Linked DNA regions of Homo sapiens: region 1 is linked to region 2. Evidence: chromatin contacts called from ENCODE Hi-C data. All regions are on one chromosome and are shown on one strand. Each heading gives the region's core, a stretch centred on a gene start or an enhancer-like site at or near the end of the contact. The rest is flanking DNA. Distances are from core to core; before and after follow the strand shown. Region 1 holds the start of SCN1B (sodium voltage-gated channel beta subunit 1). Region 2 overlaps PLEKHF1 (pleckstrin homology and FYVE domain containing 1).

Region 1 (4,037 bases), core at 206-2,705, 5.4 Mb before region 2:
ATCCCCTCTTCCCCAGGCTCCTCGCCTCTAGAGCTCTTCCCACCCCAACCCCATCCACTACTCAAAGCTTTCCTGAGCTCTCTCCTGCCCCAGGGCTTTTGCAGCCCACTGAATTCCAGTCTTAGAATTCCTTCACACTCTTACCTGGCACCTCCTTTCTGCCTCCCAGCACTCTGTAGCTAACGCTGTGTCTCTTCTGCTGCAGCCCTGTGCTGTCCTTGTTTCCTGATCCTCAGGACTTCTCATCCATCCGCCTCCCCTGCGGTCCCTTTCAGACTCCCTGAGGGCCTCTGTCTCAGTCCCTCCTATCTTTGTCCCTCTCAGGGGTCTCTCTGAAGGTCCCTCCACTTTTTGTCCACTCTCTGGGCTCAGAAGGAGACCTCTCCTAATCTCTTTCCACCTTTCTACGTCTATCCCTTTTCAAACTCCATGCAAGATTCTCTCCCGGTGTTCACGGGCACCCGCATCTCCCTCTCTCTTCTCTCCATCTCCTTCTGCCTTTCTCAAGTTTCCCTTTCTCCATCGCGCTCAGTCTCTTAACTCTCTCTCTCTCTCTCTCTCTCCAATACCCCTCTCTCTGTCTCCGTCTCCCCCTTGACCCCCATGTCCCCAGCATCCCAGCGGACCACTCCGGTGCGCTCCGAGTCCTTCTCTGTCTCTCGCCCCCTTCCTCCCGTCTTCATCTCTCCCTGTCCCTCCGTCTTTCCCGTCCCAGTCTCCGGGCGCCGCCTTCCCCCCACCCCCCTCCCGCGGCTGTGGGTGTCACATTGCAGCCTGCGGGGCTCCGGGAGCAGCTGACTCCGCGTTTCCTCGCCCCCGGCTGGGCGCCTGCAGCCGCCAGGCTGTGCCAGCCCGGCCCCCACCCGCTGGAGCCCACCCTCACCTCCACTGCCCTCCCCAAGCCCGGCTCCCGCGCGCACAACTTCTGAAGCTGACTTGGCGGGGCCCGGGGATGGGCCGGGGGTGGCCCTCGCGCGGCTGCCCCGTGTCCCGAGCGCCACTCCCGCCGCCCCGCCAGTGCCCCCGCGGTGCCCCCCGGCCGCGCGCGCCCCCCGCGCACTCACCCAGTGCCGCGCCGACCACTAAGGCCAGCAGCCTCCCCATGGCTGCGCGGCGCGTGCTGCGCCCCCCTCCCGGGCCGCCGGTATTAATAGCGGGGCGAGAGGCGGCGGGACCTGGCGGCGGTTAGAATGTCCCCGGGAGCGCGCGGGCGCAGCAGCTGCGGCTCTGGGACCGGCGAGGGGGGAGGAGGGGGGGCGCGGCCCCCCCGCTCCGGTTACCGCCGGGGGCCCAGCCCCGGGGCCCGGCGTCCGGGCATCCCCGCCGCGCGGGCGGCGGCCGCTGCTCGGGCTGCTGCGCTGGCGCGCGCAGCCGGGCACATCCGCTAGGTGCACCGACCCCGGTCCCGCTCCGGCTCGGGCGCGCTCGGGCGCGGACCGCGGTCTCCTGCGCACTGCAGCGGCGGCGGCGGCGGCGGCGGCGGCGGCCTAGGGAGGGACGAGGGAGGAGAGGGAGGGGGCGGGATGAATCACCGCGGGGGGAAGGCGCGGCCGCCCAGCCTTTGCCGCAGCGGCCCGGGAGGCGCCCGCTGCACCGGCCTCTCCGGGTGGCGCAGGGACCGCGACTTCTGGGAACGGGGAGGGTGGTCTGTGTGTCTCCGACCCCGCTGGGGCTCTGAGGACCACCCCCCCCCCCCCACCTTCCCAGGGAGTCTGGAAAGGTCACCCCCAGAGTCACAGGAGGACTTAGAGCGCAGTTTGGGGGCCGGGTTTCCGACTTCAAATGATGGAGGTCATCCTCAGGAGTTCCAGAGGGCGAACCTCCAAGTTATCTCCCCTGAGCCCTGATATCCAGGCCTGGGGGTCAATGTGCAGGGACCCCAAGTAGGCATTAGAGGAGGGTGGGGGGCCGTCAGGCTAGGACTACAGCTACAATCCGGACCTCACCCAAGCAGGCGGGGCACCCTGGAGAGAAGCAGCCCCGGGAATCTGGAGGTGCTGTTTCAGGAGGAGGACCCCTTCGTGATCCCCTGCACCCATTTATGTCCCTGATGTCACCTTCTACCCCTCTTTCCTCCCACTCCACTCTGGCTGTTCAGGCCCTCCTGCTGTTCCCAACACAGGGAACCCGTTCCTGCCTCAGGGCCTTGGCCCCAGCTCTCCCCTCTGCCCCGGCTCTCCCCCCCTGCCCCGCCCCTCTCCGTGGGCCTCCATGGCTCCAATGTCACCTTCGTCAGGTCTTCTGTGTCCCTTCAGGGTAAACTGCCTTCCCCGCTCCTAACCTGACCTCCTTTACTCTTTACCTCTTGTTGAGTGTTTTCCACAGCAGCCTCACTACCTGACATTATGTTCTTTTTTTTTTTTTTTTTTTTTTTTTTTTTTTGAGATAGGGTCTGGCTCTGTTGCCCAGGCTGGAGTGCAGTGGCTGATCTCGTCTCACTGCAACCTCCGCCTCCCGGGTTCAAGCGATTATCCTGCCGCAACCTCCCAAGTAGCTGGGAGTACAGGTGTGCACCATCATGCCTGGCTAATTTTTTTATTTTTTAGTAGAGACAGGGTTTCACCATGTTGACCATGCTGGGATTACAGATGTGAGCCGCCCCCCGCTATCCCAGCACTTTGGGAGGCCAAGGGGGGCAGATCACCTGAGGACAGGAGTTCGAGACCAGCCTGACGAGCATGGTGAAACCCCGTCTCTACTAACAATACAAAAAAAATTAGCTGGGAGTGGTGGTGGGCACCTGTAATCCCAGTTACTTGGGAGGCTGAGGAAGAATCGCTTGAACCCGGGAGGCAGAGGTTGCAGTGAGCCAAGATCGCATCACTGCACTCCAGCCTGGGCAACAAGAGCGAAACTCCGTCTCAAAAAAAAAGGCCGGGCGCAGTGGCTCACGCTTGTAATTCCAGCATTCTGGGAGGCCGAGGTGGGCGGATCACGAGGTCAAGAGATCGAGACCATCCTGGCCAACATGGTGAAACCCCATCTCTACTAAAAATACAAAAATTAGCTGGGCGTGGGGGCACATGCCTGTAGTCCCAGCTACTCAGGAGGCTGAGGCAGGAGAATCGCTTGAACCCGGGAGGCAGAGGTGGCAATGAGCCGAGATCACACCACTGCACTCCAGCCTGGTGACAGAGTGAGACTCCATGTAAAAAAAAAAAAAAAAAAAAAAAAAAAAAATCTCCCAGGTGAGGATATTGTCTTGTGTCTCTTGCACCTTGAACTGTTCCTGGCACATTGTAGGTACTCAATCAATATTTGTCAAACAAATAAATGAATGCCAATGTTCACTAAGTCCTTGGGATTTGCAGAACCCACTTCTACTGCCCCAAACCTTCAGCAAGTTCTATTATCCCCATTTTACAGATGAAGAAACTGAGGCTGGGAGAGGGCCGTGCCCCTGCCCAGAGTCATGTAGCTGGCCTAGGATGGATGTGGAATCCTGCCCCAGCAGTGGTGAGTGGCCTGTCCTACCAGTAGGTTCTGCCAAATTGAGAGAATGGAGATGGGAGTTCTGGGCTGTCAGGACCAGGGTGGGAGTGAGACTCTCGGCTGAAGGGTCACTACCCAGATCCTAGCCTCCAATTCCGGGTGGGGTAAGGTCTCAGAATCCCCCTGGCCCAGCCCTGCCAGGCAAGAGGAGCCAGGGTGTGGGGCAGGACCATGGCAGAGGGGCAGGGAGCCAGGGACATCCGACACCTCTGTGGTCTAGACTTTTACGCCAGCACCTTCTGAGCTGTGAAATTCCCCTGCAGAGAATAACCCTCTTGCTGTTCCGGGCCCTTCCACTGGTGGGGGATGGTAGGTGAAGGCACAGTGAGGACAGGCCTCAGCACTGGACAGGAGGCACCTCACGGCCCTATAAGCTATGTTCAGTGAGCACCTACTATGTATGGGCTTGGTGCTGTTCTAAGCATTCTAAGCACTTTACTAACATTAGCTCATTTAATTTTTCCTATAGGTGGTATTATTATTACACCCATATTACAGATATAGAAGACTGAGGCTCAGCATGGGTACCTTGCCATGATCACACA
Region 2 (4,413 bases), core at 807-3,306:
GATCATGCCACTACACTCTAGCTAGGTGACTGAGTGGATTCTATCTCTTAAAAAAAAAAAGTGCTACTGAGCCGGCTACTACTGTGGGCAGCAGAGGGCAGAGGTTCAGCCCCGCTGGGGAGCCTTGAAAAACAGGGCGGAACAGGCCTCAACGGGACATCAGAACGGTCTGTGCCAGGAGACCTGGGTGTCTCTACCCCCAACCCAACCCTGACTCTGCCATCCACCAAACCAAGCTGTCACAGGCCCTGCAACCCACGCAACCACCCAGGAAGTGCAGCAGTCACCACCACCATCACAAGCACAGGCGCCGAGTGCTTCCTGTCAGCCAAGCGTGACTATCTCATTTAGTTCCCACCCAACCCCAGAAGGCAGAATCCCCACTTTACAGGAGGGGAACTGAGGCGATGCTAGGAGGCAGGGGCCCTGGAGCTCGCACTATGCTGCCGTCCCGAGTGGAGTGTGAGGCCACACAGGCCCCTCTGTTGGTGCCCTAAGCACTAAGCACTAACTCAGAGCTCATGCCGGGCGCCCCCTGCTTGGTCCACACACACACCAGCCCACCAGACTCACGACCTTGAAGACCCCATAAATGCCATAGATTCCCCATTCCAAGCCTCCAGTCTTGGCCTCTCCAAGCTCTAGGAGGGCTGTCAGCATAGATGTTCACCTGCTTGTCTAATAAGCTCCTCAAACTCAACACATCCAACAACAAACCTCCGCAGACCTGCACCTCTTCCTCTCCTTCAGTGACACCACCATTCATCCAGGAGTTCAAACCCCAGACCTAGGACACATCCTTGAATCTCCCCCTTCCTGTACCTCCAATATTCAAGCCATGAGTAAATCTCATCATCTTTACCTCTCAAATCTAGCCTGCCCATTTCTCAGCACATAACTCCGCCACCATATCGGTGGCAAGGTGCCATTGTGTCCTACCTGAGACAGGCTGTCCCAGGGTCAGCTCCTTCCTGCAACGGGTTCTCAGTTCCTTTTTGAAAGGGTTCTCCCTGACAACCCCAGCTCAGGCAGCCTCTTCCCACACCCAGGACAAGCATTGGTAATCCAAGGTCTGAGAGTCAAATCCGGCCCTCAGCCTGCTTTTGTTAAAGATTTATTGGGACACAGCCACATTCGTTCATTTATTATTGTCTCTGGTGGCTTCCACACTGCAATGGGAGAGTTGAGTGTTGGTGACAGGGACTACATGGTGACAAAGCCTAAAATATTCACCACCTGGCCCTTTGTAGAAAAGGTCTGCTGGCCACTTCTCTGGGATTCAATCGTTTTTCTTTGTGGGATTTAACAGGACCTGCTGTTTGCTTGTCTATTCATTGCTTGTGTGTTTTCTGCTTCCCTGCTCAGTTCTTAGCTCCATGAGAACAGGAGCTTCTTCTTGTTCATTGTGTCCACAATTCTTGGAGCCATGCCAAGCACATACTAGATGCTTCATAAGTAGCTTGGCACGGTTCCAAGCAGGTCCCAAGGCCCACCATGCATGACTCAGCTCTTACCTCTACAGAGGAAGAGGTGAGAGCTGGCCCCACCACCACCACGTGCACACATGCATTCCGGTACACACGGCACGCCTGGGGCTGAGCTGATCACACCCATAGTGTTTCTGGGTCACTGAGCTGCAGTTCTGAGCCTGGCCACCAGTAGAAAGCCAGAGTGGGGCCCCAGTGTGAGGGTGGATGCATTGCAGAACAGAAGATGCTGGGCCCTCGAGTCCCGTTCCACTTGCCCCTGCAGATCACAAGTGTCCTGAGAAGGGCTGCCCACACTACCTTACGTAAGAACTGCTATTTTTAGCTTGCTGATCTTGGCTGTATACTGCAAACCTAGGGGATTACCAGTGACAGAACTGACCTGTCCCACCATGACTGATCACCGAGTACCTGGCTGAGGGACAATCTGACAAAACCAGAACTGCATTCCACAAAGAGCAATGACTGCCCAGCAGAGACAACCAAAATGCCTACCAGCAGGGAAAAGGATAAAAACCCGGGGCTACTCACGCAATGAGAGATACAGATCAATGTGGTCTGACGGCAAACAACAAACGTGGAGTGGAAAAACACAGCCTGTAGAATGTTGTATGTAAAGTGACACCACTTATGCAGGAATTACATAACATTCTGAAAGTGTTCAAGAACTATATCTATGAATAAAAATAGGTAGGAGGAAGGCCGGACACAGTGCCTCACACCTGTAATTCCAGCTACTCGGGAGGCGGAGGCAGGAGAATCGCTTGAACCCAGGAAGCAGAGGTTGCAGTGAGCCAAGATGGCGCCATTGCACTCCAGCCTGTGTGACAGAGTGAGATTCCATCTCAAAAAAAAAAAAAGGAGGGGAAAAAAACAAAACAAAAAATAAATAACAAGTGTTGGTGAGGGTGTGGAGAAACTGGAAACTGTGCACTGCTGATGAGAATAGGAACTGGTGCAGCCCCTAAGGAAAACAGCATGGAAGTTCCTTAAAAAGTTAAAAATACTCACGCCTGTAATCCCAGCACTTTGGGAGGCCGAGGAGGGGGGATCATGAGGTCAGGAGATCTAGACCATCCTGGCCAACACGGTGAAACTCTGTCTCTTAAAATACAAAAAATTAGCCTGGTGTGGTGGCGAGCGCCTGTAGTCCCAGCTACTCGGGAGGCTGAGGCAGGAGAATGGCGTGAACCCAGCAGGCGGAGCTTGCAGTGAGCCGAGATCGCGCCACTGTGCTCCAGCCTGGGCGACAGAGTGAGACTCCGTCTCAAAAAAAAAAAAAGGTTAAAAACAGAACTACCATATGATCCAGCAATGCCACTTCTGGATATATATCCAGACTGAAAGCAGGGACTAAAATAAATATCTGCTTTCCCATGTTCATATCAGCATCATTCACAATAGCCAAGAGGTGGAAGCAACTCAAACGTCTGTCAATGGGAGAATGGATGAACAAAATGTGGAACATACATACCATGGAATACTATTCAGCCTCGAAAAGGAAGGTAATTCTGACGCACACTACAACACGAATGAGCCCTGAGGACATCATGCTAAGTAAAGCAGGCCCATCACAAAAGGACAAATACTGTAATAACTTATATGAGATATACATACTGATCAAATTCATAGAGACAGAAAATAGAATGGTGGTTGCCAGGGGCTGCCAGAAGGGGAATGCGGAGGTTGTCTGGGTATGGAGTTTCAGTTTTAAACGATTAAAAAGTTTTAGAGGCCAGGTGTGGTGGCTCATGCCTGTAATCCCAGCATTTTGGGAGGCCAAGGCGGGCAGATCACTTGAGGTCAGGAGTTCGAGACCAGCCTGGCCAATATGGTGAAACCCTGTCTCTACTAAAAATACAAAAATTAGCCAGGGATGGTGGTATGTACCTACAATCCCTGCTACTGAGGAGGCTGAGGCAGGAGAATCACTTGAACCTAGGAAGTAGAGATTGCAGTGAGCCAAGATCACACCACTGCACTCCAGCCTGGGCATCACAGTGAGTTCCGTCTCAGAAAAAAAAAGTTTTGGAGATCTGTTGCACAACAATGGGAATATACTTAACACTACTGAACTGTACACTTGAAAGTGGTTAGAATGGTAAAAATAAAAGATAGGAAGGAGAAAGTCAGGAGTAAGTAGCCTGGGGAGAGGACATAGATGTGACCAGGAATGGAGGGCTCAGATTGGATTCCACTTTCGTCTATAAGGTTTCATTTTTAAAAAAGTTTTTTTAAAAAAAGGCAGCAGCAAACACGATGAAATCCGAATATCTGCCAATTTCAAGAAATGGGAACACGTGTTGCTTCTTCTAATTTAAGGTCTTCAAAAGGAAAAGAATTACAGGCCAGTGTCTGGATTGGGTCCTGGGCTCCATGGGCTGGGGGCCGCTGAGCATGTCTCATGATGGGACGCCTGGCTGGGCCTGATAGGGTGACCACATGGCATCCAGGCCTGGGCACCTGCAGGGGATGTCAGGAGCCCCGAAGAAGCAAGGCCACGTGTGCCCCCAGCCCAGCTGTGTGCTGAGAAGTCAGGCCACTGGTGAAACGGGATGAAAACCCAAACCTGAGACTGCAGACCAAAGCCTCCACATTCAGTAGCTGAGGCAGGTGGGCTTTGTGCCCAGAGAGCAGGTAGCCCTCCCGCAACCCTGGGGGCTTGTTGAGCTCTGGAGACTGGGCCAGCCAAGTGGATGGCATGGAGGAAGGGAAGGAGCAGCACCAGGCAGAAGAGAGCTGCAGGCAGGGGTGCCCAATCCACCCTGGACCCGTCCAGCAGAGGGCAGAGTCCATGACGCTGTCTCTGCAGCCCTTGGAGGGGGTGCAGAACACTCCACATGGGACCCCTTTGCTGCTCTGCCCCCACCCATGACTCACAGACCCCCTCTAGGCTCTTAGGGCTAGTGTCCAGCTGCTGATGGTA

Evidence for each region. Hi-C counts contacts between places; a loop is a spot of excess contacts on that map. Pooled maps may share reads with other maps.
Region 1: a map of psoas muscle shows a loop between it and region 2 (10-fold over the local background). The contact joins the promoter of SCN1B here to the enhancer-like site in region 2. A Hi-C loop is called at or near these places in 2 of 168 maps with a recorded cell type or tissue (gastrocnemius medialis and psoas muscle) and 1 of 50 pooled maps.

The regions. Positions count from the first base shown.
Region 1 is chr19:35,027,888-35,031,924 of GRCh38, reverse strand. It overlaps SCN1B (sodium voltage-gated channel beta subunit 1), which reads right to left and starts at 1,455. Exons shown (of 6, transcript NM_001037.5): 1 at 1,065-1,455. The coding sequence starts at 1,104. RefSeq lists silencers at 878-986, 1,326-1,485.
Region 2 is chr19:29,669,039-29,673,451 of GRCh38, reverse strand. The region is part of intron 1 of PLEKHF1 (pleckstrin homology and FYVE domain containing 1); the gene reads right to left. Among named protein-coding and RNA genes, the nearest start is that of PLEKHF1, 5.8 kb to the right of the region's middle. RefSeq lists an enhancer at 1,697-1,926. Within about 2 kb of position 2,056, at least 25 of the 41 ENCODE cell types and tissues checked have a DNase peak (open chromatin) inside an H3K27ac peak, as active enhancers do; they include gastrocnemius medialis and psoas muscle, where a contact is called at or near this core.